Regions from separate parts of the Homo sapiens genome. Here region 2 is linked to region 1. The links are chromatin loops, found by intact Hi-C in ENCODE. Cell type or tissue: mammary epithelial cell. All regions are shown on one strand. Links, peaks and the distances in the headings refer to the core of each region. The heading gives the core; the rest is flanking DNA.

Evidence for each region. Peaks named below come from ENCODE experiments on the same cell type or tissue, not always from the same donor. Only the 100,000 strongest peaks of a DNase experiment are listed, where the experiment ranks them.
Region 2: it touches region 1 in a loop (4-fold over the local background); 2 of 110 quality-filtered maps call a loop at or near these places.

The regions. Positions count from the first base shown.
Region 1 is chr16:12,891,664-12,907,639 of GRCh38, reverse strand. It overlaps SHISA9 (shisa family member 9), which reads right to left and starts at 6,042. Exons shown (of 5, transcript NM_001145204.3): 1 at 5,013-6,042. The coding sequence starts at 5,575. In mammary epithelial cell, for the core only: CTCF peaks have their summits at 7,915, 8,901 and 10,876; DNase peaks (open chromatin) are centred at 6,269, 7,899 and 10,869; H3K4me3 peaks cover 2,947 bases; H3K27ac peaks cover 708 bases.
Region 2 is chr16:13,178,604-13,194,579 of GRCh38, reverse strand. The region is part of intron 2 of SHISA9 (shisa family member 9); the gene reads right to left. Among named protein-coding and RNA genes, the nearest start is that of SHISA9, 280 kb to the right of the region's middle. In mammary epithelial cell, for the core only: a CTCF peak has its summit at 7,588 (motif pointing right); no DNase peak of the experiment used is centred there.

The DNA of each region.
Region 1 (15,976 bases), core at 3,609-11,608:
TGCAAAACCAAGCTCTGAAAGACCTGTTTTTGTGCGAGTGAGAAATTTTTAAATGACTGGATGTCTGATGATATTACGGGATTTTTGCTCTTTTTCCTGGGTGTGATAATGGAATTGTGCTGTGTAGGAAAATGTCCTTGCTCTCAGGAAAGCCCCCTGCTGAGATATTAGGGACTAAGTGTCATGTCTGCAACTTATTTTCACATGTTTCAGCCAAGAAAGAAAGAAGAAAGGGAGGGAGGGGAAGAGGGAAGGAAGAAAATGAGGAAGGGAAGAAGATGAGAAGAGGGGAGGGGAAGGAAGGAAAGAGAAGGGAGAAAAGGGAAGGGAGGAAGGAAAAAAGAAGCAAAGAAGGGAGGAAGGGAAGAAGACAGAAGGAAGAAGGGTAGGAAGGGAAGAGAGGAAAGAAAGGAGGAAGGAAGCAAGGAAGGGAGGGAGGGAGGGACGGAGGGAGGGAAGGGTGGAAGGGGGATGGAGGGAAGGAGGGAGGGAGGGAGGGAAAGGAAGAAAAGAAGAAAGGAAGAGAGGAAGGAAGGAAATAAGGAAGGAAGGAAAAAACAAAGGAGGAAGGGAGGGAGGGAAGGAGGGAAGGGGGAAGGGGGATGGAGGGAAGGAGAAGGGAAAGAAAAAAATATGGAAAGAGTGTGTGAGCAATAAAGCAACTATGACAAAATACTAATAATTGTTCAATCTAAGTTAGTGGTTCTCAACTGGGGCCAGTTTTGCCCTTTGCCCTTAGATGACATTTTTCACTGTCAAAACTGGGGTGTGGAGTGTGTGCTACCAGCATCAGTGGGCAGAGACCAGAGACGCCGCCAAATATCTTGCCATGCACAGGACAGCCCCGTACAACGCAGGATTCTCCAGTCAATAGTGCCAAGGTTGAGAAATCCTCATCTAGATAAAGGATATAGTGAAGTTATGTTATGATTTTTCAAGGTTTTTTTGTATGTTTAAAACTTCTCACAACACAAAATTGAGGAAAACTTAAAAATAAAAACACCTAAGTAGAAATACCTTGCAGATCAAGCAAAGCATGACTACATGGTTTGGTATCCATAGCTGGCTGCCATGTGCAGTCATTTATTCTAATAAATAGTGACTGACTGTGGCTGCTCTTGCAGCTGCTCAATGGGCATTTGTTCGGTTCTTACGAGATCCCATGCGAGCCTCCCCCCACCGCTTCCTGGAATTGCTGTCTTTCTCCTTTTCTCAGCCCTAATTAGCCCAGAAGCAAGCAGGCCACAGGCCCAGGACTCTGAACCTGCAAACTGGTATCTTGGAGGCCTCTGCAGCAAAACCCAAGTTTACTGGTCACTAGGGGCAAAGTTTATAATGGGGGTGCGACAACATACTTTATGTCTTTCAAGAGAATATGCTTTCAGTCTGGATGAGAACAAACCCCCATTCAGGGTCCCTTGCAGCTCCAGACAAAAATTAAGAGGCTGTGACTGGCAGGTTAATTTCACCTGGAAGCTGCCTGTGACTGGCAGGTTAATTTCACCTGGAAGCTGCTTTGTGTCATAGCAGCCTCTCTGATGCCAAGCTTGGCAAGTTGACACCCACTGGAGCAACCCTTGGCACAATCCGGCAAAGGCTACTGGGTCAGTTGCCATAGCTGGGACTCCAAGTGATTAACTGCGTAAGCAGCCCAGGATGCATTTGGCAGGTACCTGGGGTAGCCCCAGCACCACAGAAAAGTTACATACGTTGAGAAACAAGCAACAGAATACAAATACGGTCAGGCACAGTGGCTCATGCCTGTAATTCCAGCACTTTGGGAGGCAGAGGTGAAAGGATCGCATGAGGTCAGGAGTTCGAGACCAGCCTGGCCAACCCCAGGCCAGGTGGAACCCTGTCTCTACTAAAAATTCAAAAAAATTAGCCAGGTGTGGTGGTGCATGCCTGTAGTCCCAGCCAGTCAGGAGGCTGAGGCAGGAGAATCACTTGAACCTGGGAGGCGGAGGTTGCAGTGAGCGGAGATCCTGCCACTGCACTCCAGCCTGGGTGACAGAGCGAGACTCTGCCTCAAAAAAAAAAAAAATGCAAATAAAATAAGAGATTCACAGTGGCTCCTCTCCTTTCTCCTGGATTAATTTATCCCTCCATCAGCCCTGTGAAATATCCCCAAACCCAAGACCAATGTTTCCCCAAGTGTGGACCACTTTATCTCAAAGCCATTAGGGGAGTGGGGGTTGTTAAATGAAGATTTCTCGGGCCCACCCAGAACCTATTGATTCACAATCTCTGTGGATAGAACTCAAGAATCTGCATTTTAGGACACTGCCCCAGATCCTGATGTTTATTCAATCTGAAAACATCTGTCCCAGACACAATTAAAACCAGGAGACTGGTAATGCATAATTTCCTAACTGTGTGATCTTGGACACAGCACCTCACCTGAGCCATGATTTTCTTGCATGTATGTGAATATTAAAATAGTACCTGTCTCATAAGATAGTTGTGAGAACTAAATGAGAGAGTGTTTACTTGCACACACACACACACCCCAGTACAGTGCCTGGCTCCCTGCACAGTGCTCAGCAGGCATTAGTTCCTTTTCCTTAACAGCGATTGGCTGCACATTAGCATCACCTGGAGAGCTTTTCAAGGTGCAGATGCAATCGGGCACAGTGGCTCATGCCTGTAGTCCTAGCACTTTGGGAGGCTGAGGTGGGAGGATCACTGGAGGTCAGGAGTTCAAAACCTGCCTGGCCAACATGGTGAAAACCCGTCTCTACTAAAAATACAAAAAATAAATAAATAATAATACAGATGCTCAGGTCCCACCCTAGAGATTTGGATCTAAGTAGCCTAGGGTGGGACCCCTGGTGACAGGATTTTTTTTATAAAACATTCTAGGTAATACTACACAGCAGTTACAGTTGAAAATCATACCTTAGAAGCTGCCAGTAAAAATCAACAACTCTCTTTTCGGGAGTATGCACTTCCACTCCATTCTGGAATTCTCAAAAATGTATACTGGGAGGACCTGTGTTGAGGCTCTGGTACCCTAGGACTGGGTCCCCTAGATTCTGCCACCAGGCCGACCCTCCCTATACCTGCAGAAGAAAGTAGCTGCAACCCGCTCAGCTGTGTTCATTTTTCCCCCAGCAGAGCTGCACGGGGGCAGGACCAGGAAGTTGGGCCCTTGGGTAACCGGTAGAGAGCTGTCACCAGAACGCCCAGATCAAAGAGGGCTGATCTAGCATCACTTTCTCCCACAGATGCCCAAAGGTTAGCTCCTCTCCCCACCTGCTCACCTCCCGTCAGGCCAACCATCAAGGAGGACTCTTTTAAGAGCTGGTTCGCGAGGGCAGGGCTTGATGGAGATTTCAGCAGTAGTTAACCAAATCTGCAAGGCAGCCTACCTGTCTCGGAGTCAATCTTTCCCTACCAAGGCGACACCCGCTGCCTCAGTCCTGAGACCACTTCTCCCCTCATCTTAACACAGACCCGGGGAATTAACAGGGACTGGCCTGGCCGGTGGGGCTGGGGACAGGCCACCCTGTGGTTGCGGAAGGTGGGCGGGGCCAGAGCTTTACTCCTTTAGTAGGTCAGGGTTTCTTTGAAGCCCCTCGGAGCTTACTTCTGTGCAGCAAGACCCCACCATCCACCCACAGCTCCCTGCTGACCCAAACCGAGAACTTCCTCACCTCTTCCCCCAAAATCTCTTCTCTCTGGGGGAAAAAAAAAAATCTCATCGGATACTCTGCGTATAAATAGAAAATAATTACTAGTGAGGTGGTGATGTTCCTTTGCCTATTTTTGGTGGGTCTCTTTGTTCAGATTTTTTAGGCATCACACGGAGCGCGTGCACACACGCGCGCACACACACAGGCCCCCGGCAGAGGGGGCGCGGAAGAAGGGGTGGGGAGAGGGTAGAGAAAAATACAGCGACTTCGTTGCCCAGACTCTGAAAGGGGACAGTTAAAGCTTATGCCCCAACCATCCAGCTGTTCGCAGGCCGCTAGTCACTCCTTCCACCCCGCCCGCCCGGACCTCACGCCAACCCCCAGCCTCTCCCGCGGCCGGGGGCTTAGTGCTCCTAGTGGCTGCGTCCTCCGCCTCCAAAGTTACGGAGTTTGCGAATCGATTTAGACACTTAAAATAAAAAAAATTTAAAAAAAGCAAAAGGCAAATAGCTCCATTAATCCCCCAAAGCCTTCTCCCATCTGCTGGAACTAGCTGGTGCTGGGGCTTGCATAATGAACAAGGCAAACCCGAAAGTTGACGAAATCAGGGTGCTTGGAAGTGAGGGCGCGCGAGGAGGGGGCTCGGGCCCCCGGAGTCCACGCCAGCCAGGGCAAGGGGCTCAATCTGCAGCGATGGCCACGGCCCCGGGCAGGGAGAAGTGGTGGCCAGAGAAAGGGATGAGGTGGGTAAAGGGGCGGGGGCAGCTGAGGTCCCAAATCCAGGGACGGCGAAGCTCTGGGAAAGCGAGGCGGCCGCTCCAAGCAAGGCTTTTGTTCTCGCCCTCCCCTCACTCCACCTCCCTCGTCTCCTTTTCGCGAGTCGTACGAGTTGCAGGCGGCACTCACTCTGACCCTCCCTCCTTCACACACGCGCGCTCGGGCTCACACACGCCCCCCTCCCCTTTCGGGCTCGCCTGCCCCTGTTTACCAAAAAGCTAGCACCTGGAATCCGAGGGGTGCCATGGACCCTCTCCCCAAACCCGAAGATTTCGGGGCCACGGGCTCCCAGGCTACGTGTCTCAAGTCCGCCTCAGTCACCAGCGGGAGGAGGCGGCCAGAGGGTGAGGGAGCAGAGTCACACACACACACACACACGCTCACACACACACGAACACGCTCAGACCCACACCTGTGCTGAGCCCAGCGCCCCTTCTCCGTGTTCCAAGCCGAAGTTGGCTTCCCGGTGACATCCCCCAGCGGAGAGGCTGGGATGCGGGGAGCGGGGACCGTGGGGAGCGCCATTGCCTGGGGGAAGGTGGGGAGGAGAGAGCAGGGAGAGCGAAGCCCCGAGGGGAGGGCGAAGGGGAGGCAGCCCACCTGGACATGTGCTCCCTTTGGGGCCGGTGCGCTTTCTCCAGCCCCAGCTTGGTGAAGATGCCCACGAGCACCATGACGGCCACCACCCCGCAGATGATGTAGACGATCAGGTTGGTCTTGTCCTTGGTGGGGTCGTGCAAGGGGTCGTCCTTGCGGGCGGGGGGCTTGCCGGTGTTGAGCCAGAGCGGCGTGTCGTAGTTGGTGCAGGTGCTTTGGTTCAGTCGCCGCTTCTTAAACGTGCAGCAGAACCGGAAGCCACAAGTCCCGCAGCAGAAGATGAAGTCGCCCGAGCTGCAGTTGAACGGCGGGTCCCACTGGCCCATGACATCGAAGTAGCCCCGGCAGAAGTCCGGCGTGGGCGCCCGGGTCGGGGGCGCGTCCGATGCCTCAGCGCCCTCGCTGGCCTCTCCGGAGGCGGCCCCGGAGCGGTTGCCCCCCGCCAGCAGCAACACGCCGCCCAGTTGCGCCAGCTGCCCGTGTCCCGCTCGCTCCTGCGCCCGGCACACGCGGGCGCACAGCTCGGTGAGGAAGCAACCGAGGAGCAGCCGAAGGACGCGGCGCATGGTGTCTCCCAGCCCGGGCTCGGCCGCTCGGCCGCCGCTGGAGCCTCTGCGGCCGCCTCTCGAGGCGCGGCCGAAGCTGCCGAGGCTGCTGCCGGGAGCTGCGAGCCGCCGCGGGCCGCACATGCAGGGAGCGGCGCGGGGCGCTCGGTGGTCGGCGGCCACTGCGCTCGGCTCAGCCCGCGTTCGCCTCAGCCCGCGTTCGCCTCCAGCGCGCCGCGCGCCGAGGGGCCGGCCGGGGAGGAGCGCGCCCGGCCGGGCGGGGGGAGGATGAGCGGGGTCAAGCGCGGGGTGCAGGTCCGGCCGGCCACTGGGTGAGGCGGGGGTGGAGAGCAGAGGAGAATCGGGCTGGCAGCGCCTAGCCTTGGCCGGCAGCCCCGGACTGGCCGCCCCTAGCCCTCTCGCAGTATCCCTCTCACCTCACCAGCTCGCCAAGTGCGCTGAAGAGAGCGAAGCGACACTTGTGGAATGAAGGGAGGGCAGGAGGGAAGGGGGAGGGGGAGGAGGGCGGGCAGAGGAGGCGCGGGTGGGGGGGGGCGGGCGCGAGCTCTAGAGGGGCGGGGGCGCGGGGAAGAGGTGACTAGAGCGGGAGCTAGCTGGGGGGCGTGCAGAGCTGAGCCAGGCGAGCGGACGGGGAGGAGCGAGCTCGGCAGCAGCCGAGGCTAGAGGAGCCGCTCGGATTTCCAGGCAGGTGGAAAACCGCGGCAGGACCTCCCGCGCCCTCTCTGGGTAGGAGGCGCGGCTCAGCCCTGTCCAGAGCGCAGAGGCGGCTCAGCTCGTAGCTTTTTCACCGGTGCGTGTGCAGGAGCGGCGGCCGAAATCTGTGCATCAGGGGAAGGATGACTCGGAGAGGATGGGGACAGACTAAATGGCTTTCACTCCAAGACAGACTGGGTGCAGTCTGGTCAGGATCGCCCCTCCCAGGCGTGCGGGGCCTCCTTGCCCTTCCCGGCTGCGCCCTCCAGCCCTGAGCGCAACCCGCATGGCTCAACTCTCTGGGCCCAAGCAAGGACCCAGGCGGAGCTGGGAAGGACAGGTGGCAAGCCCCTGAGCCAGGGATAAGCACCCTCCGGGGGAGAGGGGCTCGGGATGAACGAATCAAAGAAGGTCGGGGGTAAGAGGGGACAGCCGAACAAGGCCGAGGCTATGGCGTGTCCTGGAAGGTCTTTCCTTGGAAGTCCCCCAGCCTCTCGAACCTGCCGCTTTCTGTCCCTCTTCGCCCCCGCAGCGTTTTCTGCGCTCCACAGGAGGGAACACCGCGGCGCCGCCTCTGCGCTCCCGGATCTGGCGCAGCGCAAGGCCTGGGCACCCAGCCTCAGCCACCCTCCCGGACCTGGAGCCCGCGCATCGGTCTCTGGAGCTGGCTGGCCCCTGTCCCCACGGATCCCCCCGGAAATCCTCACCGGGGGCTGCAGAGCTCTGCCTTGCTTCCTCAGCTTCCAGCCTCCCGTCTCCTCTGTGTTTCCAAATCTGCCCTCTCTCTCCTAGCGAATTCCAGCTCCCCGGAGGCCCTCTCTCATTTCTCCCACCTCTTTCTCTCCTCTGCTTGAATTTGACTCCAGTAGCCCCAAAACAGGATTTGCACCAAAGCTGCTACACCAAATTTAGATCTCCCCACGCCCCGGCGTTTTGTTTTTTAATTGCATTAACTAAGTATACACTTTGCAGGCTGCTAGGCGATTTGCAAGGAGATAATGTTTCCACAACCCTCCTCTCCACTTGGCTGCAGTCAAGGGCTTCTCAGGGCATCTTCAGAGAACGAAAAGTTGGGCGACATGTAAAATGGTTTACTAGGGTCCCCTGAATTGAGAAAGGGTGGGAGGATTTATTGGGACTCTGTTGCAAGTTTTCTCCAAATGAGAAGTTTGGCTAATCGCCCCTTCTCTTTGAAAAAAAAAGTCACATTTTGATGTTTCAAAAAAGATTTGCAAACACACAGCAAGACATTGACAGGGCATACCCAGGAGTATTATATTCCAAACCCATCTGGGGAAGGTATGAACACGTTTAATCCAGATTCACCAGATTCATTATAATAGAATCCCCAAAATAGGAGAGTATGGAAAGTCTGTCATGACTGGCAACCCACGCCCACCACCACCTTGTGAGTCCTACAAACACAAGCACTGGTGTGTGAGAGCTAATGAGAGCTGACATTTATTCAGTGCCTGCAACATACTCACTAAGCTTGCTTTTTCTAAAAGCAGCTCCTCAAGAAAGCTTAGAGCAGTGCCCAGCGTATAGCAGACAGTCTGGAAATATTTGCTGAACCACCGAGTGACTGGTTTCATGTAACTCTCTCTCCCTTAGGTAATAGTACCAGGCCCACACAACAGAGGGAGAGAATGAGCCCCAAAGCAGTTAAACCAGTTGCCCAAGTAGCTCTGCCAAATGAGTGCCAGAATTGACATTTGACCCAAGAAATTTGAGTCCAGAAACTGCCCTCCAGCCACTACATGAAATAGGCCTCCAAACTTTCTGTCTACCTCCTACTATATTATGTATTTGCGTTTTCGTCTGTTTGCCTGCACTGAGATGTGAACTGTGTAATGGAGAGGGCCTCGACTCCCATACCATGTCCCCAGCCCCTAGAACCCAGGCATACGGAGCTGCCTTGCGGGTCCATGGCTGCGCCCTCCAGCCCTGTGCGCAACTCCAGGGATTTGAGCCTTTGGGGTTGTGCGGGGCTGCAGGGTGCAGCCCCGGGGTACAGTTCTAAGCATGGTAAACACTCAAAAAAATGCATGGGTTGTATTAATTAATTTATGCAAGACTCTGTCTTAAACCAAAAGAGGAAAGGAACACTTAGGGCATGGATGATGGAGTATCTGCTGTCATTATGTATATAAAGGGTGGGAGTTTTCTATATACTACATTGGAAATGGAAAGGGACCCTCCAGCGGGCTTCCTATGTTCCAGGAAGCTGTGGCTCAGAGGTTAAGACCTTTGTGGGAGATCACATGGACAGCAATGACCCCACCAGGGCTGGATTTAGACGCCCAACTCCTAACCCCGGCCTCTTCCTCCACTCTGTGTCCGACTCCACTTCAGCAGGTATTAGGGCAGAGTTTAACCAGGGACATGGGAGAACAGTAGGTCACAGGGTTCTTTCTGCAAGGGTTGGGAGTTTTAAGGTACTTGTAAATTTGATTAAAAAAATACTTCAGAGAAAAGAGACAAAATCTGGACAGAAAAGTCCATTTCAGAATCTGCTTCCAATCTCTGTAAAATATTGCATGTCACCTGGACATTTGACTCCGGTCCTCAGAGGAGGCTCACTGTGACTGCTGCTCCTCGCTTTAATTAACAGAGACTGCCCCCTGTTTGTGTCAAGAAGAGCGCAGAGCTTGTGCTGGGGAAGGAAGCAGAAAGCCACCCTGTGTGGCTTATGTGCCAATGATTCTAAACCTTAAAACTCCTATCCCATCATGAGCTTTCCCCAAACCAGATTCCCTTCCTGTTCCTGTCTGCTGTAGTGGCCACCACTCCCTGGTATATTGCCCCAGCCTGTTTCCCAAGCCTTTGAAAAATATTAAAAAGAGAGAAGAATCCTCTGGGTTCATTTTACTCTGCAAAGAAAAAAGTCAATTTCCTCTGAGCATATCAAGTCAGTAAATACAGTTACTACCATGGGTGGGTACTTACTGGGAACAAACACCTGTATGGAAAATGTGAGTGAGAAAGTATTTATTTCAGGGCTCCTGGCAGGGAGGGGTAGGCATTATAAATGACCTAATTGGAACACCTGGTGAGCTCATGGAAGATTAAAAATCATCAGCAATGTCCCCCCACCATGACCCAAATGAATTCATGCAAACGCATTGATATTAAAATGCAGCTCTTAATGAAAGTGCTTTCTATGAAAGAGAGGGTGACATTATTATTTACAACACAGGCACTTTTAATATCTAAAGAAGAATCTCATTTGCTCTAGCCTTAATTATGTCAGACTGCAGTACACACAGCAAAAAGAATGCAATTGTACTCCCTAACAATTAGAGAAGGGAACCATGTCTTAATAACAAAGGATGTTTGGTTACCAGGACATTGCAACCACTGTTCATAAGCAACTCAACAAATTGAATTATATGTGCTCTGGCCCTCACCAAAATGAGTGGTTTGTTAATTGTCCTCCTCAAGTGGCTTTTAGGGTTTCAAAGAGGTTTTTAAGCAGCTGTTAGCCTTGAGGAGAAAAAAAAAAAAAGAGAAAAAAACATAAGTGAAATGTAGCTAGCACCTTGCCAGTTTCAAGCAATAAGCTGATTTGATGTATTTGATTCTCTCCTGAAGAGATGAGGGAAGCCTTAGAGAAGTGAGCTAGGTCTGAGCCAGATGCGGTGGCTCACACCTGTAATCCCAACACTTTGGGAGGCTGAGGTGGGCGGATCATGAGGTCAGGAGTTCAAGACCAGCCTGGCCAATATTGTGAAACCCCATCTCTACTAAAAATACAAAAGTTAGCCAGGCGTGGTGGTGCATGCCTGTAATCCCAGCTATTAGAGAGGCTGAGGAAGAAGAATTCCTTGAACCTGGGAGGCAGAGGTTGCAGCGAGCCAAGATCACACCCCTGCACTCCAGCCTGGGCAACAGAAGGATACTCCATCTCAAAAAAAAAAGTGAACTAGGTATGAAGTTTGGTTCCCCGGGACTGGTGGTGGTAGGGAAGATGATTTTTGGTGGTACCCCAACAAAGATCTTTTTTATATCAATGGTTTTACAGATATTTCAATGTGTATTCGAAAGAAAATAATAATGCATCAAACATGGATTCACTGGAATAAATGTTTAAGGTGTATAGTTAATAATTTTAAGTCTATCAATGTAAAGTCAATTATGGAAAAAAGACATTATAGTATTTACAAATAAAGAAATAAAAATAAAGAAAACAATGTGAAGTGTCTGGTACTAAAAACTGAAGTTTAGGAAGCACAGGCTTTGGTTTTCCCTCAATCCAGGGTTTCTCAATCTCAGCACTATAGACATTTTGGAGTGGATAATTCTGTGTTGGGGTGGGCGGGAGGTGAAGCGCTACTCCCTGGAAAATTGCCCCAGCCTGTTTCCTGAGCCTTTGAAAAATATTAAAAGGAGAAAAGAATCATCCGGGTTCATTTTGCTCTGCAAAGAAAAAAAGTCGATTTCCTCCGAACACATCAAGTCAGTAAATACAGTCACTACCATAGGTGGGTACTTTTTGGGAATCTGCCCCTGTATGGAACATGTGGGTGAGAAAGTCTTGTGCTGTCTTGTTCATTGTAGGACATTTAACAGCATCCCTGTACTCTACCCATTAGATGCCAATAGCACCCCCTGGTTGTGACAAACAAAAATGCTGCTAGACGTTGCCAAATGTCCCCTGAGGGGCAAAATTGACTGAAACCCAGAGTCATGGCTGTGTTTAAGTTCTGGCTCTTTCTCATAGGATATCTATGACTTTGAATAAATCACTTAATCTCTCCAAGCTTAGTTTTCTCATCTGGAAAACGGGAATAAGAAGGGTGCCTATACCCAGGGATGTTACAGATGATTGATACTTTGCATAAAGTGGGTGGCCAGCGAGTAGAACCTCAGCAGTGCTTAATAAATGGTCACTCTTACTATAGTAAACCTGAAGGATGACAAGATGCCAGGCAATGAGCTGATGTCCAGGAAGATAGATGACTGAGACAAGGGCTTTGCCCTCCATGATCTCAAAATCTTCAGGGGAAGATGAAATATAGAGACAGAGAAGGCCTTATGGGTATGGGACTTGTGCAGTCCCACAGTTCTCCATGTTCTAAAGGGCCCCATGCTTGGTTCAGTGCTCGGCACTGGGAAAAATCATTTTGACTTTTGCACTGAGCACCACCAATATTGTAGCTGGTCCCGTAAACAGGTGATGCACCTCTAGCAGAAATAGGGGTTAAGGTTACAGGAACTTAAAAGAGGATGTTTAGCTCCATTTACAGAGGAAAGGATGGCTTCTCAGGGATGGCAGCATTTGAGAAGTCATAGTTAAACGCATGTAAGCATTTTCAGAAGCAGCAGGAAGAATTTTGGTAGACATTCTTCAAAAGCAGTTCTTAGGCCAGGCGGGGTGGCTCACGCCTGTAATCTCAGCACTTTGGGAGGCTGAGGCGGGCAGATCACCTGAGGTCAGGAGTACGAGACCAGCCTGGCCAACATGGTGAAACCCTATCTCTACTAAAAATACCAAAATTAGTCGTGCATGGTGGTGGGCTTGTGTAATCTCAGCTGCTCAGGAGGCTGAGGCAGGAGAGTTGCTTGAACCCAGGAGGCGGAAGTTGCAGTGAGCTCAGTGAGCTGAGATCATGCCATTGCACTCCAGCCCGGTCGACAAGAGTGAAACTCTGTCTCAAAAAAAAAAAAAAAAAAAAAAACAGTTCTCAAATGCTAGAACAATACCAATATGTGTTGAAGGTTTCAATGGTTCATAGGAAATTGAGAAAAATAAGGCTGATAAAATGTGTTGAGTAAACACCTTTCACATTTGTTGGACATTGTATTAGTGTCACAATTTACTTTCTCAAATAACGTTGGAGTTAGTAAATGTTAGTTTTGTGTTTATGAGGGATGTGTGTGTGGTATTTAAAAAAAAATTCTTATCAGGGAAAAATGATCAAACCTGTTAATTGGGGTTAAATGACACCAATTTTTAGTCATTTTATTAAAGGTGAAATTCAAGTCTGTGGTCACTAATTTAAGAGCTTCGCAGTAGCTTTTGTTTACAAATGAAGTAGTAAGTTTAAGCAATTATCTAAATAATTTAATTCCTTTCAACTATGCTATGAAACCAAAATAGGTTTTGGGATCATGCATTTTCCAGCTAACTACATTGATTAAAATAACTTAGTGTATCCCCAGGAATCAATGGAGACTAGATGAAAACCCCACAGTTGTTTACTCTGCAGACCCCTGTCTCTCTGCTCAGACTCCTGTAAATACAGAATGTATCAGTTAGTTTTTGCCATGTAACAAATCACCCCAAAGCTTACCGGCTTACAACAACCATTTTTATTTAATTAACAGTTCTGTGGGCTGGCAACTAAGGTTAGTCTCAGTTGCACGATCCTGATCTTGGATGGGCTCACTCATGCATTTGCTGTCTTGCAGGCCAGCTGTGTCCAGGTTCACCTGGAATACACTTCAGCTGGGACAGCTCTTCCCCACTCCATGAGGTCTCATACTCCCTCAGGCTAGCCCAGCTTTTTTTGCATAGAGGCATGGCAGGTCCTAAGAAAGCAAGAAGAGGCCAAGCGCAATGGCTCATGCCTGTAATCCCAGCACTTTGGGAGGCCGAGGCAGGTGGATCACGAGGTCAAGGGATGGAGAGCATCCTGGCCAACATGGTGAAACCCTGTTTCTACTAAAAATACAAAAATTAGCTGGGCGTGGTGCCTGTAGTCACAGCTACTCGGGATGTGGAGGTTTCAGTGAGCCAAGATTGCGCATTGCACTCCAGCTTGGCAACAGAGCAAGACTTTGTCAAAAAAAAAAAGAAAGAAAAGAAAAGAAAGAAAGAAAGAAAGAAAGAAAGAAAGAAAGAAAGAAAGAAAGAAAGAAAGAAGAAACACACAAATCCTATTGAGACCCGATGTCAGAACATGCGCCCCATCACTTCTGCTACATTTTATTTGCCAAATCAAGCCATAAAGCCAGTCTAGATTCAGGGGGTAGAGAGACTTCTCTTGATAGAAAGAGCCAAAGTTACACTGAAAACCGAGGCATGCATATGTGTGACGCATGAATAAATGCAGCCTATTTTTTGTATCAATTTACCATATAGCTTAAATCTCATTACTACCAATCACAATCAAATGAAAATCTCCATATCACCAAGGCTGCCCAACCAACAATATTCAGAGGATTGGCGAGTATACAACCAGCCTTTGCCTCAAGAGACAAGTGTAATACATGTAATAGAAGCTATGACTGTAAAATAGCATCCTATTGGACTCAGGGGAGAGTTTAATACATTTAATACAACCTGGGGGTCAGGAAGGTAGAGTGGTGGGCTGGATAATGGCCCCCCTCCCCAAGATATCCGGGTCCTAATCCCTAGAACCTGAAACCTATTACCTGGCAAAAGGGGCTTTGCAGATTCAGAAGCTGGTACACATGAATTCTACTGCAACCAAAGAACTAACAGTCATAGAGAGCTGAATAAGCTGTGTTTTCGCCTACATATTCAGAATAACCCTCGGAAATTTGAAAGTTTGGTGTACCAGTATGAAGACACATGTCCAAGCCAATGAACTGGGAAGTCTTTGACATCACTCTGCTTCTCAACTTTCATATCCCAACAGTCACTAAGTTCTGTCAATTCTCCCTTCTAAGTGAATATTGAATCCTTCCTTTCCTTTCGTCTCCATTGTCACTGCTTTAGTTCAGGCCCTTATCACTTCTCACAATGACAATTGCAAGTCCGTCTAGTCTCACTCCAGCCACTCCTACACCCATGTCTCATCCCAAATCCAACTGCCTCTCATTCACTTAACGAGCCCTTATTAGATGTTCGCTTTGTGCCAAACACTACGTTAGGGGCTGGAGTCAACAATAAATAAGAAAAAGCTTACAATCCGATAAAGAAAACAGATTGATTAGTCAGGTTAGGTCATCTGCTGTGATAAACAAGCCCAAAATCTCAGTGCCTTAACAGAATAAATGATGACGTAGAAATCCAGCATCATCCTGAAATCATTTACTTCCAGCCATGTGGATGGAGGTGAGAAAGGATCAAGTGGGGCAATATCTGGCCTAGCCTGGAAGTGGCATATATCATTCCCACCATATTCCATTACTTGAACTCAGTCACATGAGCCAAATGGAAGAACCAAGGCAGCTGGGACATGTAGTTTTCCTATGTGCTCAGGTAAGGATAGAGGACTGGTGTGTCTATAACCAGCCCTTGCCTTGAGACAATTATAAGATATGTAATAAATGCTATGATCGGAGGATAGCATCCTGTTGGAACCAGGCAGAGAGTTTAATACATGTAATACAACCTGGACATCAGGAAGGTAGAATGGTGGGCTGGAGCAGTCATAATGGTCCCCCAAGATATCCAGGTCCTAATCCCTGGAACCTAAAACCTATTACCTAGCAAAAAGGACTTTGCAGATGTGATTATACTAGAGATCTGGAGATGAGGAAAATATCCTGGATCATCCAAGTTGGCCCTAAATTTAATCACAAATGTTCTTATCAAAAAGAGATTGAGGCCGGGTCGCAGTGGCTCATGCCTGTAATCCCAGCACTTTGGGAGGCCAAGGCGGGTGGATTACCTGAGGTCAGGAGTTAGAGACCAGCCTGGCCAACATGGTGAAACCCCATCTCTACTAAAAATGCAAAAATTAGCCAGGCGTGGTGGCACATGCCTGTAATCCCAGCTAATGGGGAGGCTGAGGCAGGAGAATTGCTTGAACATGGGAGGCAGAAGTTGCAGTGAGCCAAGATCACACCGCTGCACTCCAGATTGGGCGACAGAGTGAGACTCTGTCTCAAAAAAAAAAAAAAAAAAGGAGATTGAGGGAGATTTGATGACAGAAGAGGAAAAGGAAACGTGATGATAGGAACAGATTGGAGTGATGTTTCTTGAAGAGGGAGGAGGGGTCCAGAAGTCACAAAAGCTGGAAAAGGACGTGAAAAGCTAAAAAACAGGGCAAGGAATAGATGCTCCCTTGGAGCCTCCAGAAGGAATCGGCCAACTCTGCTGACACTTTGATTTTAATCCCTTAAGACTCAGTTGAGACTTCTAATTTCCGGCACTGTAAAGAGAATAAATTTTGCCTGTTTTAAGACACTTTTGTGGTAACTTGCTACAAAAGCAAGAGAAAACTAGTATAGCAAATAATGATTAAACTAAGTTACCAATAAGAATGACTGTTCATGAGCTAGGTAAAACTCTCAATGAGCTAGGAGGGTCGGGAGGAGATGGGGATTAAGGCTGAGAGGTAGCCAAGGTCCAGATCAAACAGAGTTTTGTAGGAGGTTTGAATTTTAACCTTAGGGCACGGAAGTAGCACTGAAGCAGACGTGACCTGCCCAAGATTTGCATTTTTAAAGGATGAGTGGCTTCTTCATGGAGAACAGACCAGGGAACTCAATGTTAGAAGTGGAACACTGTCAGTCGCTTTATTCCAGGATAAAAGTAAGAAGGCAATAATTGGCCAGGCATGGTGGCTCACACCTTTAATCCCAACACTTTGGGAGGCCGAGGCAGGCAGATCACTTGAGGTCAGGAGTTCAAGACCAGCCTGGGCAACATAACGAAACCCCCATCTCTATTAAAAATACAAAAATTATCCAGGTGTAGTGGCAGGTGCCTGTAATCCCAGCTATTTGGGAGGCTAAGGCACAAGAATTGCTTGAACCTGGGAGGTAGAGGTTGCAGTGAGCCTTCACGCC
Region 2 (15,976 bases), core at 2,774-10,773, 290 kb before region 1:
TACATAATAAACATAAAGGGGTTATGAGGTACCCCACACTATTCCATATACTAGCTAATCGAATTATCCCAGGCATCCTTATGAGATACTATTATCAACTCCATTTTGTAGAGGAGAAAACCAAGGCACAGAGAGGTTTGGCCCAAAGTTACATCACTGGAAACAGCAGAGCCAAGCTTTGAACCTGACAGTCTGACTCTAGAATCTGTGGACTTAGGCACTTCCTTATTGCTGCTGAAGGAGGTAATATTCAAATCTCTAACATTCAGAAATGATTTGGCAGCCAGACAGTAATACAATGTGAAGTCACGCACATTTGGAAGACATTTGTCTTTGGAAGGTGTTTTGTTCTAATTTTTTTTTTTAATCTCCACCTTTCGGCATATTAAGGACCGCACTTGGTTGGCAAGACCACAGGATTTTTACAAGAATGGACCAGAGAGGAATGGGATGGGATGTCTGACTCCTCCAGTTCTTGGGGGGATGTGAGAAGGAAAAGAAAGAGAGAGGAGGAAGACTAAGATCATGTCACCGACTTTCCCTCTTTGGGTTTCAGATGCAGGGTAGGGGAGGAATGTTGGATGAGTTGTGGGAAATGCTTGAGGCAGGAGTCTCTTGTCCTGCTTCCTCTGAGACTCTAGCAGGAGCTCATAGTGAAGCTCTGAGCTGTCACAGGGCAGCTGAGCCAGTTAAGAAACAGAGGGATATAATCTAACCAAAAGGTTGCCTGGTTGGCACTCCCCAATAACTCTGAGATACCAGATACCCCAAGAGCTGGGGTCTTACCACAGAACCTGCCACTATGGGGCAATGGGCCCTACACAGTTGTGTGGACTGGGTTTCCTTCCACTTCATTCTCCCTCCTTTCTCTCCTAAGCAGATGGTTATCACAGGCTAACTCAGACAAAAGTCATGTGCTCAGAAAGGCCAAATTGGCCAGGCGCGGTGGCTCATGCCTGTAATCACAGCACTTTGGGAGTCCAAGGCGGGTGGATCACCTGAGGTCAGGAGTTCGAGACCAGCCTGACCAACATGGAGAAACTCCATCTCTACTAAAAAATACAAAAATTAGCCGGGCATGGTAGCTGTAATACCAGCTACTCGGGAGGCTGAGGCAGGAGAATCGCTTGAACCCAGGAGGCAGAGGTCACAGTGAGCTGAGATTATGCCACTGTGCTCCAGCCTGAGCAACAGAGCAAGACTCCATCTAAAAAATAAAAAGGCCAAATAAAAAGGAAAAGGCACATTAACCATGTAAAAACAACTTTCCCTCACATCTCTTAAGTTAAACCATCCTATTTTACAAACAAGGAAACCAAAGCTCAGAGAGGTTGAGTGCCCAAAGCCACACAGCATGTTATAACAGTATCAGGATTTGATGTCAAGGTTGTCTGTTGGCAAAACTAATGTTTCCTTCACCAAGCTAGGCTGCCCCCAGAATGGATCAAGAAGAGCCTGGAAGTTCAGCATTGAACCACGCATTGAACCACCTCTGTGGACAGAAACTTCCTTCTGTCTTGAATAACTTCCTTCTTCCTGCAAAATTTCCCAGTCAGATGAGAAAACTGCTGGCCAGATCTATGCTTTTTTGTTTCTTCTTCTCCTTCTTCTTCTTTTCCTCCTCCTCCTTCTTCTTCTTCCTCTTCCTCCTCTTCTTCCTCCTCTTCTCCTCCTCCTCCTTCTTTCTTCTTCTTCTCTTTTTTTTGAGATGGAGTCTTGCTCTGTAGCCCAGACTGAAGTGCAATGGTGCTATCTCAGCTCACTGCAACCTCCACCTCTGGGGTTTAAGTGATTGTCCTGCTTCAGCCTCCCAAGTAGCTGGGACCACAGGTGCGTGCCACCACGCCCGGGTAATTTTTTGTATTTTTAGCAGAGATGGGGTTTCACCGTGTTAGTCAGGATGGTCTCGATCTCCTGACCTCGTGATCCACCCGCCTCGGCCTGTTTCTTCTATCCAGAGAACAGAACTTACTGTTCTATGCAGATAATAAACAAGTTTCCTCCCAAATTAGAAATACCCTGCTTCCTGGTGGAACCTACCTATGTGCTTGCCTCTTCAGCTTGGTTCATCCATCCATTCTTCCTCACATATTTTAGTGTCTATGGTGTTCCAGGCATTGTGCTTGGTTAACGATTCCCAGCTCTTATACCACTTACTAAAGAATTTCATAAAATTTTTCCAAAGCTTTCTTTTTCAAATTTTATTTTATTTTAGATACATATTTGTGCATATTTGTTACATGGGCATATTATATAAAGGTCAGGGTCGGGGTCCTAGTGTAGCCATCACCCAAATAGTGAACATTGTACCTGAAAGGTAATCTTCAACACTCACTCCTTTCCCATCCACCTCCCTTTTGCAGTCCCTAGTATCTGTGATTTCCATCTTCATGTCCCTGCATACTTACTGTTTAGCTCCCATCCATAAGTGAGAACATGCAGTATTTTATTTTCTGTTTCTGAGTTAGTTCACTTAGAAAAATGGCCTCCAGCTCCATCCATGTTGCTGCAAAGGACATGATTTCATTCTTTTTCATGGCTGCATAGAATTCCATAGTGTGTATATACCACATTTTCTTTATCCAGTCAACTGTTGATGAGCACATCAACAGTTTCCAACCCTCACTCCTTCCACTTCATTGGTTCCATAACTTTGCTATTGTGAATAGTGCTGCGATGAACATACAAGTACTGGTGTCTTTTTTGTATAAAATTCTACTAAAGCTTTCAATACTCAAGAGGGACCATGCTTTTGCCTAGCCCATGAGGCCACACTGGTCCTGCCCAGGGACATTCTTCATCTCCACTGTTTGCAACACACCTTCTATACCCTATGATGTGGCCTCAGCCATCTCTCTCTCCACAGACAGCACGATCCAGGACAACATAATGAAATAAGAATGGAGTTTTTAGTCAGTCCATTTTGGACTCAAATTTTTGCTCTTCCACTTACCAACAGCATCTTTGGGTGTCTTATAAAGCCTATATAAGCCTCAGTCTTCTAAGCTCTAAATTGGGACCATAACAGCTTCCTCATGGGGTCACTGTGAGGTTCAAATACATTATGATCATCATGCTTAGCAACGCACTGAAACATAGTAAGCACCCAACATATGGTAGCTAAAGCTTGCTTGATTGCCTCCAATTGTTTAGAAAGCCAAGACAACATAACAGGTGGCCATGAGGAAAAGAGGATGTTAGGTTTCCATAAGGTCCTCTCTGGGCTCAGAATTCTTGGACATAGTCTAGATTGTTCCATTGCCTCAAAACCAGACTAATGACAGGGAATGGGCAGGAGATGTCCCTGCTGGGGCCAATTGCACTAGTTAGTCTCATAAGAACAAAAAAGGAGAATAGACATTCAGAAATCAGAACAGAGCTCTGGCTTTTAGCACTGTTTTTCTTTCTAACCTTTCCAAATCTTTATGCCAGCAACCTTTTTGAGGGAAATCCTTAAAATTATGGTTTGAAATACCATGTAGGTTTTTTTCTGTCCACAAGCAAGGAAAAAAGAAGTATCCAATCCAACTCAAAATTACCCTGAATTTGTCAAAAGAGAATATAGCAGCCTAGGCTTACATCAGAAAAGGTTTATGTAGAAGGAGAATTGAATCTTTTTGAATCTTGGTGGCAGAGAGACCAGCAGGAATTTGCAATAAAGAAAAAAAAACACATATATAATCATAAAACCTTTGGAAAATGAGGCATTGGTGTTACCCAAGAGTTTATATGTTTGAGCATGAAAACTTAAAAAAAAAATTTGAACCATTTAGGATGGAAATATTTTAAAACTAGAGTTGTTAAATATTTATTTAATGCTCACTTTCAGCCAGTTTTTATGCAGGCTCTGGGGGACAGAGATTCATTTCAAAATCCCGGTTGTGCTGCAAATAGATAACAGTCTAGGGTAGGAGGCAGATCCGCAGCATGGCGGGATACATGAAGAACTAGTTGCAACCAGCAACGGTGAATGATGTGAAGCAGCAAAACAGAGGTTCCCGCGCAAGCACAAGAGAGGGCCACCTAATCCAGTTTTAGAAGGCAGGGGGCCTTGCTCATCTGTATTCTGCAAGAGTTTCAAAGGCAGCAAAAAGAAGAGGAGGAGTTCCATTTTGATTTGAAGTAGCATCATGTATATGTGGACGAAGAAACCACAATGTATTGTTATCAGTTCTGAAACAGAACATCCCTAACGTCCCATAACTCACCCTTGGTGGCTCACCATCATCATTCTAAAGACTAAAGGGTGTTTTGCATATTCTCACTCATAGGTGGGAATTGAACAATGAGAACACATGGACACAGGAAGGGGAATATCACACTCTGGGGACTGTTGTGGGGTAGGGGGAGGGGGGAGGGATAGCATTGGGAGATATACCTAATGCTGGATGACAAGTTAGTGGGTGCAGCGCACCAGCATGGCACATGTATACATATGTAACTAACCTGCACAACGTGCACATGTACCCTAAAACTTAAAGCATAAAAAAAAAAAAAAGACTAAAGGGTGTTTTATGCCCACAGCAGCCACTTCATCCAATTTAATGAGATACTATTAACAGGAGATGTTTGCCCCTTCACTCAATAGCCCCAGCCTACTATGGCTGTTTAGTTTCTGCCCCTTCTCTTCTCCTCCCTCTGCGTCCCTCTCCTCCTAATTCCTTCTATCGTGTAGTCTTCCTTTGTCTTCCATCATTGTCAGTCTGTTTTACCAGCCACATAGTGAGAGGCAGCCTTCTTTACTCGCAGTTCTAATGTGTTAGGAAATTAGAAACCAGATACTCAAGCTCGTTAGGATAAATTGTCATGTAACAATTAACCATATGTAAAAATACAGTTTTCTTCTGTAAAATCCTCTGCTCTCCTTTATGTTTTCCCCAAACTAACTCTGAGCCATCTTTCAGGTCTCAGCTTAAACACATGCCTTCCACATCGTTCTCTCTCCTTTCTCTCCAAAGCAGATGGTTACCACAGGCTAACTCAGACAAAAGTCGTGTACTCAGAAAGGCCAAATAAAAAGGCACATTAACCACGTAAAAACTTTTTACCCTCATATCTCTAAGTATAACAATTCTATTTTACAAAGAAGGAAACCAAAGCTCAGAGAAGTTGAGTGGCTTTCCCAAAGTCACACAGCATGTTGTAACAACATCAGGATTCGATGCCAGGTTTGTGTGATGGCAACATCGATGTTTCTTCCGTCAAGCTAAGCTGCCCCTAGCACATATCAGGAAGAATCTGGAGGTTCAGCATTGAGCCACCTCTATGGAATGAAACTTCCTTCTGCCTTGAGCATCTTCCTTCTACCATGCCCACCAACCGACCTCCCTAATCTTCATCCCCTCACTAAATACCCCTGTAGCTCCCTGTATTCATCTGCTAAGGTAATATAACAGAGAACAACAAATGGAGTGGCTTAAACAATGGAAATATATCTATAATCTCACAGTCCCCAGAGCTAGAAGTCTGAGGTCATGGTATTAGCAGGGATAGTTCCTTGGGAGGGTTCTCCATGATTCTCTCCTAGCTTCTGATGGTTACCTGGCAACCTTTGACATTTCTTGGCTTGGGGATCTCTGCTTCTGTCTTCACATGGCATTCTCTGTGTGTGTCTGCATCCAAATTTCCCTTTGTTATAAGGAGACCAGTCATATTGGATTAGGGACTCATCCTACTCCAGTGTGCTTCATCTCAACTAATTGCATCTGCAGTTAAGTCACATTCTGGGGGTACTGGGTGATAGGACTTCAATATAATATTATATTGTAACATTCCTTTTCCTTTTCTTCCTTACTCACATTAATACTTTCATTTATTTTCAATTCTTGTTTTCCTCATACCTTTTTTTTTTTTTTTTTTTTTTGAAACAGGGTCTTGCTCTGTCACCCAGGCTGCAGTGCAGTGGCGCAATCATAGCTCACAGCACCCTCGACTTCCTAGGCTCAAGTGATCCTCCCACCTCAGCCTCCTGAGTTGCTGGGACTACAGACATGCACCAGCATGCCTGGCTGATTTTTTTATTTTTGTAGAGACGGGGTCTTGCTGTGTTTCCAAGGCTGGTCTCGAACTCCTAGGCTCAAGCCATCCTCTCACGTTGGCCTCTGAAAGTGCTGGGATTACAGGCATAAGCCATTGTGCCCAGCCTCCCCACACCTTTCTGAGGTCAGGACGGATGTCCATCTCCTTCATCATTCCATTTCCAGTACTTAGCCTCACTCCTTACTGGATCTGAATTCTAACCCAGGAAAGGAAGAGAAAAAGAAAATGTTTTGCAGGCACCTGCTGTGTCAAGGCAGTTTGCAAGGTGCTTTACCTAAAAGTCAGACATTGCTCCAAGAAAAATGCATGAGCTTTCATGGACTGGGTTAGCAACAACATTTTGGTTGCTCTGAAATTTGTTTGCTCTTTTTTGGAGTGTGTGTGCAGTGGGTAAGTGTTTTGTTTATGGACCATTTGATGCCTGGGACAGCAAATGACCACACAAAAGGAAAGCAATATAACAAATGAGAAAAATGAGGCTCAGCTTTTCCCCCAAAATAAAGATACTACATTGATCAGGTAATAACACAGCACACTTCCCCCACGGTTGGAGGATGAAACGTGATCTACAGCAAGTCTCTAGGAGGGAACATCTCTACTCAGGGGTTGGAGGAACCTGTAGACAATCCCATATCAGGCTTTATTCATGAAATGTTCACTGTGCATCATCTAGGTTGAAGCTGCACATGGTCAACGTGTGGAAGCATGCTACTTTGTCGACAACCTTGTACATTTTGTCCACTCACAACCCCACTGAAGTTAGGGTGCAAATCTCCCCATTTTGCTTTGAAATTTCATTTTTAAGGATCTATCAGAAAAAGTATAAGTGAATGGTTATGAAATTCACAGCAAAGGTCACTATCATCAGTCTTACTCTTTTCTAGACCTTCAAAAGTTCCCCAGATGGGCTGGGCGCAATGGCTCACACCCGTAATCCCAGCACTTTGGGAGGCAGGGGTGGGTGGATCACTAGACATCAGGAGTTTGAGACCAGCCTGGCCAACATGGGGAAACCTCATCTCTACTAAAAATACAAAAATTAGCCCAGTGTGGTGGTGCACGTCTGTAGTTCCAACTATTCAGGAGGCTGAGACAGGAGAATCGCTTGAACACAGGAGGTGGAGGCTGCAGTGAGCTGAGATTGTGCCACTGCACTCCAGCCTGGGTGATAGAGCAAGACTCTGCCTCAAAAAAAAAAAAAAAAAAAAAAAAGAAAAGAAAAGAAAAGAAGCCTTCTCTGTCCCTCAAGGTGCCAATCCTACCTCCTGAGAAGTTTTCAGATAGTGAGGCTGTGAAGACAGAATGGGTCATGCAGAGCCAGAGAACTTGGGTTGCAATCCTGCCCCAGCAATGCATAAGTTGTCAGGCCATAGGCAAATTAATTAGCCTTCCAGAGTCTGCTAGGGCACATGGAATGGGGGAAACGGGGAAGTCAGTGCTGCTGCATGTGAAACAGAGGTCAACCAAAGAACTGAAAGCAGTATCTCGAAGTGGTATTTGTAGACCCGTGTTCACAGCAGCACTCTTCACAACAGCCAGGAGGTGGTAGCAACCCACGTGTCCATCGACAGATGAATGGATAAACAAAATGTAGTCTGCTCATCCAGTGGAATACAATTGAGCTTTAAAAGGAGGGAAGCTCTGACCCATGCCATGATATGAACAAATCTTGACAACATTATTTATGCTAAGTGAAATTAGCCAGTCACAAAAAGACTAAATACTGTATGATTTAATTTCTGTGAGGTCCCTGGAGTAGTCAAATTCATAGAGATGGAAAGTAGAATGGTTACCAGGGGCTGGAGAAGCGGGGATTGGGATTTATTATTCAGCAATGCAGAGTTTCATTTTGGGAAGATGAAAAAGTTCTGGAAATTGGTTGCACAACAATGCGAATGTACTAAACTCTACGGAAATGTACACTTAAAAATGGTTAAGATGGATGGCTGGGCACGGTGGCTTCACACCTGTAATCTCAGCACTTTGGGAGGCAGAGGCGGGTGTATCACGAGGTCAGGAGTTCGAGACCAGCCTGACCAACATGGTGAAATCCCATCTCTACTAAAAATACAAAAATTAGCCGGGTGTGGTGGCATGCACCTGTAATTCCAGCTACTCAGGAGGCTGAGGCAGGAGAATTGCTTGAACCCAGTAGGCAGAGGTTGCAGTGAGCCGAGATCGCACCACTGCACTCCAGCCTGGGTGACAGAGCAAGACTCCATCTCAAAAAAAAAAAAAAAAAAAAAAAAAAAGGTTAAGATGGTAAATTTCATGTTATTTTTTTCCCCACAATTTCACACATACACACACACACACACACAACAATGTGCTTCACATACATGTCCTTTATTCTCAAACCCATTCAATAAACCAGGCATTATTGTATTCATTTTGAAGATAAGAAAACAGAGGCAAAGGGAGGCTGTGAGTCACTTATTCAAGGTCACAAGCCTCAGAGACACAATCAGCTTCATCCAAAGCAAATGTTCTCTCTGTCCCAGCCAATTCGCTACCATGGAGTTCAAGGTAGGGTAAAATGAGATATGTCCTGAGAATATCACCCTTAGTGCTTGGCATGCGGAAGTGCTCTGCAATGTTAGATCCTATCTCGTTTCCCTATAACATTTCCAGTTTTACAAAACTCAGTCCTTGATTAAAACAACCTAGCCATTTTATTTTCCTCTGAAAATGCTCAGGGTGGTGATTGTTGAGTAAATCAAACCCTTTCTAATTAGAGATTGGGCAAATTTATTCATGAACAACTCACTTATCAAATAATCACCATGTGTCCATCCTAGGCTAGGCATCATTCTGGGTACTGAGGAAAGAAAAATGGACAAGACTCACTCCTGCCTTTGAGAAGCTCAGAGTCCAGTGAGGGAAACAGGTAAACAATTTCCTTGTAACACATGTGAGGTTATTAAAAAGCAGGTACAAAGAGAGATTAGAGGCAACATCTGTTTCAAATTGGGGCTTGCCTTTTTGTAATCCCTCCTATGCCAAATTTCTAAAAATGTTAATCAAGATATAAAAAATGGCCCAGGCTTGGCAGTCCATGACTATAATCGTAGCACTTTGGGAGGCTGAGGTGGGAAGATCACTTGAGGCCAAGAGTTCAACACCATCCTAGGCAGCATAGCAAGACCTCCATCTCTACCAAAAAAATTTTTAAGTAGCCAGGCATGGTGTCATGTCCCTGTAGGCCCAGCTACTTGGGAAACTGAGGCAGGAAGATCACTTAAGCCCAGGAGTTTGATGCTACAATGAACTATGATTGTGCCACTGCTCTCTAGCCTGGGTGATAGAGCAAGACCCTGTTTCTAAGAACAAGCAAACAAAGATATAAAAAATAAACATTAAAATGCATAAATAATACAAAAATGAGTTATCACTATATATCTGTAAGAATACCAAAAAAAGCAAAACAGAAACCAAAACACAAATCTGACAATGCCAAGTCTCAATTTAGGATATGTAGCAAGTGAAACTCTTGCACCTTGCTGTTGGTAATGTAAAATGCTACAGCTCTTTTGGGAAAATAGTTTCTTTTTAGACATATACTTACAATATGATCCTCCAATCCCACTGCTAGGTAATCAAGAGAAATAAAAAATTTTATTTACACAAAGCCTGTGTACAAATGTTTAAAGTGGATTTATTCATAATTGCCAAAAACTGAGCACAATACAAATATCCTTCAATGGTGAATTCATAAACACACTGTGGTACATCCATACAAACAAATTACACTCAGGAATTAAAAATGAATGGACTGTTATTAATACATGCATCATGCTAAGTTAGAGAAGCCAGACTCGAATGCCAGATACTGTCTGATTCAATTTATAAGACATTGTGGAAAAGACAAAATTATAGGGACAGAAGACAGAGCAGTGGCTGCCAGGTTCACAAAGGCCATAAAAGTGCAGAACAACGGAATTGGTGGTGGGGGAACAAAACTACTTTGTGTCTTGATTGCAGCGGTAGTTACAGCACTCTACGCATTTGTCAAAACTCATAGAACCATCCCCAAAAGAATGAATTTTACTGTATGTAAATCATAAAGTAAATTTAAAAAGTTTTTAAAAAATATGCAAAGACATCACCCTACTTAGAAACGTAGAGTAACTGCTGGTGTTCCAGAAACGGTGAGAGCTCTCTGAAATATGGAGCTTAAATGGGATTAGCTTAAGATGGGAATCCATAGCCCAGGATCTGAGGCAGAAAGTACAGCTGCAGAAGATAGGCTCAAACATCCCAGCGGTGATAGAGTCTGGAAACAAAAGCAGGTGAGGACGTTTACAGGTGATTAGTTATGTGAGGCAGTGGAATGGAAATAGGTGGGTAAGTAGATTGAAAACCATCCTGCCTCTTCCCAAACCATCTGGCTTCTCAATTTAGTGAGGCAGCTACTATGACTGAGAGTTCTTGGAGTGGAGGGACAGAACAATCCTCTGGGTAGAGGAGGGTGCTTAGGAAAAACTGCCCCCACCCAGAAGACCACCTGCCCAACCGTCTCCTGAGTGACATTTCCTGTCCCTCCCCCAGAGTGTGGATAAGAAACTGCCAGTAATAAGAGTTTCTGTCCGCCCCTCCCACAAGAACATAATGCTAACAAATCCAGCAGAGTCAACAAGGAACCACAATCACAAAACTTCACATCCAATCCATGGTCACTAACTGCATAATACCAACACCATGAAATAGGAAAGATAAACTCAAAAGTGGAAGAATTCAAATCCATGGAAACAGAGCCAAGAGAGCAATTAGATCAGGACCTTAAAGTAAGTGTAATTAACATCCTCAGAAGGATGAGAGTACATTGCATACCTGAAATGAGAATAGGTAGTTATGAAAAAAGAACCTAATAGAGTTATTCACAAAAGGAAAACATAGTTGTGGAAACCAAGATAGGGCACTTTATAGAGACTTAATTATGTATCCAGAGCATTCAGGGACGGTTTCTTGAATCTTTAAGCTCTCAGTTGGGAGATCATTTCTGTCCAAAGAAACTACAAGGATGAAGGTAAAGAACCATGAAAAAGCATTTTATGCCTTTTAAGGAACCTTACGAAAATCAGCGAAGCTGGAGCAGAAAGTACATTGGGAAGAGATCTTGTTTACTATAACTTCTATTACTAACACTAGCCATGGATTACTTTGCAGTGAAAGTGTTCAAGGTTTCTAAGTACACAAATACATAGTGTTAACACTTTTCAAGTGTGTTACCTAATCTGTGGCAGATTGTATTTTCTGAAGATGACCATCACAATATCTCCCTCTCTCATACGGACTTTGCAAAGTGATGTTGGCATTTTTTCCACCTAGTGGTGGAGGTCTGTGGCCCTTCTTATTAAACTTAGGCAGAACTTTGTGACTGCTTTGGCCAATGGAGTAGGGCAGAAATTATGCCCTGTGAATTTTGTGTCTAGGTCATCAAATGCCAGGCAATTCTACTTGCTTTCTTGGGACTCAGTGGCCATGCTGTAGGGAAGCCCAGGCTACATGAATAGCCACGTGTAGATGTTCCAGCCAACAGCCCTAGCTGAAGTTCCAGATGACAGCCAGTATCCATTGCCAGACATGTAAGAGAAGCAACTTCAGGGTGACTTCTGCTCCAGTCACTGTGTGACTGCAACTGTGTGACAGACCCTGAGTGGGAACTGCACAGCTGAACAGAGTCAACTCCAAGAACTATGGAAGATAATAAAATGATTGTTTTTTGTTGTTGTTGTTTTAAGCTACTAAGTTTCCAAAGATGGTCATCACAATATCTCCCTCTCTCAAATGCATTTTTTGCAAAGTGATGTTGACGTTTTTTCCACCTAGTGGTGGAGGTCTGTGTCCATTGCTTATTAAGTTGTAGAGTGGTTCAGTACACAGCAATGACATCAGAAAAACATCTTAGTTTGTATATCTGAAACACTAGATTTGCATAAGCTCCAATTCCAAATTTATAAGAAATCAAATGAGATGAACTTTAACCTGAAATCCCAACATTTACTACAACTGAGGCCATCAGAGGAAAAATAGAACCCTTATACCTTTGACTCAGTGTTATAAACCTAACCGGTCACCATCATCATTAGTGGATACACTGAGACCTGCTGGAAAATAAAAAGGGGCAAGTGATATGAATGCCTGATCAAAGAGGAAAGGAAAGGTTCTTCTTTCAGCTAAACATTCCTAAACCCAGAGGATGGTTTTATACAATGAGCTCCAGGCTTGGAGTTTTTGGCTATGTGACCTCAGGTAAGTTACTTAACTTCTCTGATGTCCCCTGTCCCTCACCGATAAAATAAGAATAATGACACTTATTTTATAGGAAGTCCCCATTTTCAAAACTATCTGGCAAAAATGAACCCACAAAGATAAATGAGAGATACTATGGCAACTTAGGTGAAACCTATTGTTAGAACTTGGGATGTCCCAGACATAATTATTTTCTTTACATATTTACTCTGAGCTTGCTAGATGTTCCATCACTATGTAGCTTCTGGTCACCATTGGCTCTGGCACGATTTCTGCCTCCCCACGTCAGTCCCTGCACACCTGATGGCTGTTTTGCACCATACTTATTGCTCGCATGGAACAAAACCTTTGTTGAATTTCCACCTAATGTCACTCTTCATTCTTTGCTGGTTCCCTTAAAATAATTCTAAGTGAATCTTGAATCCCTTCCTGCCCAACACACACATCTCAAGGGTATTTTAAAGGTTGTGACCTTCAGATTCTCCTTTCAAAACATTTTTCAAATTTATCCCCCTTCTCCCCATCTCCATCACCCCCTCTTTAGATGAAACCAGCATTGTTTCCTACCTGGACCTCCTATTGAGATACCTCTCTTTCTCTCACTCACTTCCAATCCATTAACCACTCACAAGTCAGGGTAATCTCTAACACACGAGCTATGACATCATTCCCCTGCTTCAGACCCCTTAACTAATTCCCGCTGCACTTTAGAATAAAATCAAAACCCATACCATGTATGACAAGGTCCTGCATGATCCCGCACCTACCAACTTCTCCAGACACATGGCATTACCTTTCCCATTGATCTCTATCCCCCAGCAAGCTGAGCCCTCATTTAAACCTTCAAATATGTGATTTCCCCCCTCACAGCCTTCATACACATTCTTCCCTTTGCTTAGAATGTTCTCACTTCTCTTGATTTCCCATTCATCTTTTTGTACTTTGCTCGTATATGTGTGTGTGTGTGTGTGTGTGTATATATATATATATATATATATATATATATATATATATATATATAAAATTTTATTTTAGGAAAGACTTTCTTGGGCCTAATCTCCCATATAAATCTGCTCTACCCACCATAGTAATTATAATTATTATTATGATTATATAAACAACAAAAATAATGGTAACAATAAAACCCATTATTTTCCTCCATAATCATAGTTTATAAAATGTATATATTTATTTGCAGGATTATTTGATACCTGTCTTCCCCACTGGATGTGCAATAACAATATCTATTTTGCCTACTGGTTTAATGCCAGTATCCAGCACAATTTCTAGCCCATGGTAACTGCTCAGAACGTTTTTGGATGAAAAAAAATAGTGAATTAACACTGAGTGCACGATTCCAAATGTTACTCCAATTGACTATGATTCCATCAGGTGTCTCCTGAAGCAGGAATAACTCTCCATCTGGAAAGGAGACTGTCCCCCACATCAATTTCCTGGGACATGGAATGTAGAATCCTACTTAGCACTCTGTGTAGTGTTGATAATCCTGATTCCATAAGGATGGCTCAGTCTCTCATTTTCAGTTCCACAAATTGATCTCATTTGATCAGTTTGTTTATTTATTTATTTAGAGACAGGGTCTCACTCTGTCACCTAGGCTGGAGTGCGGTGATGCAGTCATGGTTCACTATAGCCTCAAACTCCTGGGTTCAAGCAATCCTCCCACCTCAGCCTCCCAAGTAGCTGAGAAGACAGGTGCATGCCACCCTGCCCAGCTAATTTTTTAATTTTTTATAGACACAAGGTCTCACTGTGTGGCTCAGGCTGGTCTCGAACTCCTGAGCTCAAGGGATCCACCCACCTTGGCCTCCCAAAGTGCTGGGATTGCGGTGTGAGCCACGGTGCCTGGCTGATCAGTTTATCTTTTTCACTCTAAGCACCAAGGTCAGCCATGGACAGGCTCCCTCTGGGTTAGGTGTCCTGCACCCCTGGTCCAAACTTCTGTAAACTGGTGTGGGGACAGAGTTATGTAGCAGTCAACACAGCAAATATCTCTCAACAGGAATGTGGATAGGCAGTGTAGCTTAGAAGCCAGACAGGCGGCAGAGGCTCTGAATATATCTATACCTTTTCATAGGAGCCAAGTATTGAAAGTGTAGAAGTGTTAAACAGTGTCTACATTCATTGAACAAATGTTCCACGTACATTGTAAATGTCCAGACCTGACTGCTTCGTGGAGTTCTACATCTTAAGTTCTCAGGCAATCTTAGTTAAGAAACTTGATTAGCCAGAGGTCATTTGCCTCACAGACTCAGGAGAGTTTCCTACCCACCTGATAGCTCTCTCACATTGTAAAACCATCATCAATGCCCTGGGTCCAGATCAGCCTAAAGGAACAGCCCCTAAACAAACATTTCCAGTCTTGTCCCACTTATTCAATCCTGCTCTCAACACAGTAATTAAACACCCACATCCTGCCAGGAAGACGCAGTAGAGGGAATTTTACACTCTAACCTTTCCTCTTTGGATTCTGATCTGCTCCCATTCAATGGCCCCATCTCATCCTTTAATTTTCTCATGGGGTCATAGATTCTTGGATTTCCACACCAAATCTCAAAATCATTAATTGATAGAACAAATTGGAGAGAACCTTTGCCTTTCCCACAGCCCCACTGTCATTCCCAGGGGACCATCATTGGAGCCAAGGCCAGGAGGCAGGAGTATTAACAGAGGATTTCTCCTCAATCACCTGAGAAGGCAAGGAAGAGAGCTTTGATTTTCTTAGGTGTGAGTCCTAGTTCTTCCTTCTGGTAGCTCTATGACTGTATAAATTTAACATTTCTGATTCTCTGTTTCTTCAGCTATAAAACAGTGGTAATCATAGTATCTATCTTTTAATGGTGTTGTGAGGACAAAATAAGATAAGGCATGTAGAGATGTTTATGACTAGCACAGAGCCAGCACTCAACAGACATCAGAGAGATTTTGTTTTGTTTTGTTTTGTTTTTGTTTTATTGAGACAGAGTCTTGCTCTGTCACCTGGGCTGGGGTGCAGTGGTGTGATCTCAGCTCACTGCAACCTCCGCCTCCTGGTTGTTCTCCCGCCTCAGCCTCCTGAATAGGTGGGATTACAGGCACCTGCCACCACACCCAGCTAATTTTATTTTTATTTTTAGTAGAGGCAGGGTTTTGCCATATTGGCTGGTCTAGAAATCCTGACCTCAAATCAGCTGCCCACGTCGGCCTCCCAAAATGCTGGGATTACAGGTGTGAGCCACCATGCCCAGCCTAGAGGGATGATGTTGTTATAGAGTTAAGTGGTTACTCAAAGCCTTAGACATCAACAACTCAATGATTTTGAGATAGGAAGAAAGTTTGCTTCAATGCTTAGACCACCTTACATTTAACATCAGGCTTTTCTAGAATTATGGATATTATTACTAAATAGGGCAGAAAAAAACAAACAACAACAACAACAACAACAAAAACCTGGCCTCTGAAAACATGGACCTGGAAATAGACCAAGCTGGCTAATTAATGTATGTCCAGACACCTCCCCATCATCTTCTGCTCTCTGGGAAATATTACTATTTTCAAATGTGGTTTCCCTCTAAGGCCTTGTAGACCCAAGGCTGGAGGCTGGCTTCTCTGTTTCACATTCCCAGGTCCCCGGCACTAGCAGAGACCTGGGAGTGGGAAGTTGTCTGTGTTGCTGGGGACGGGG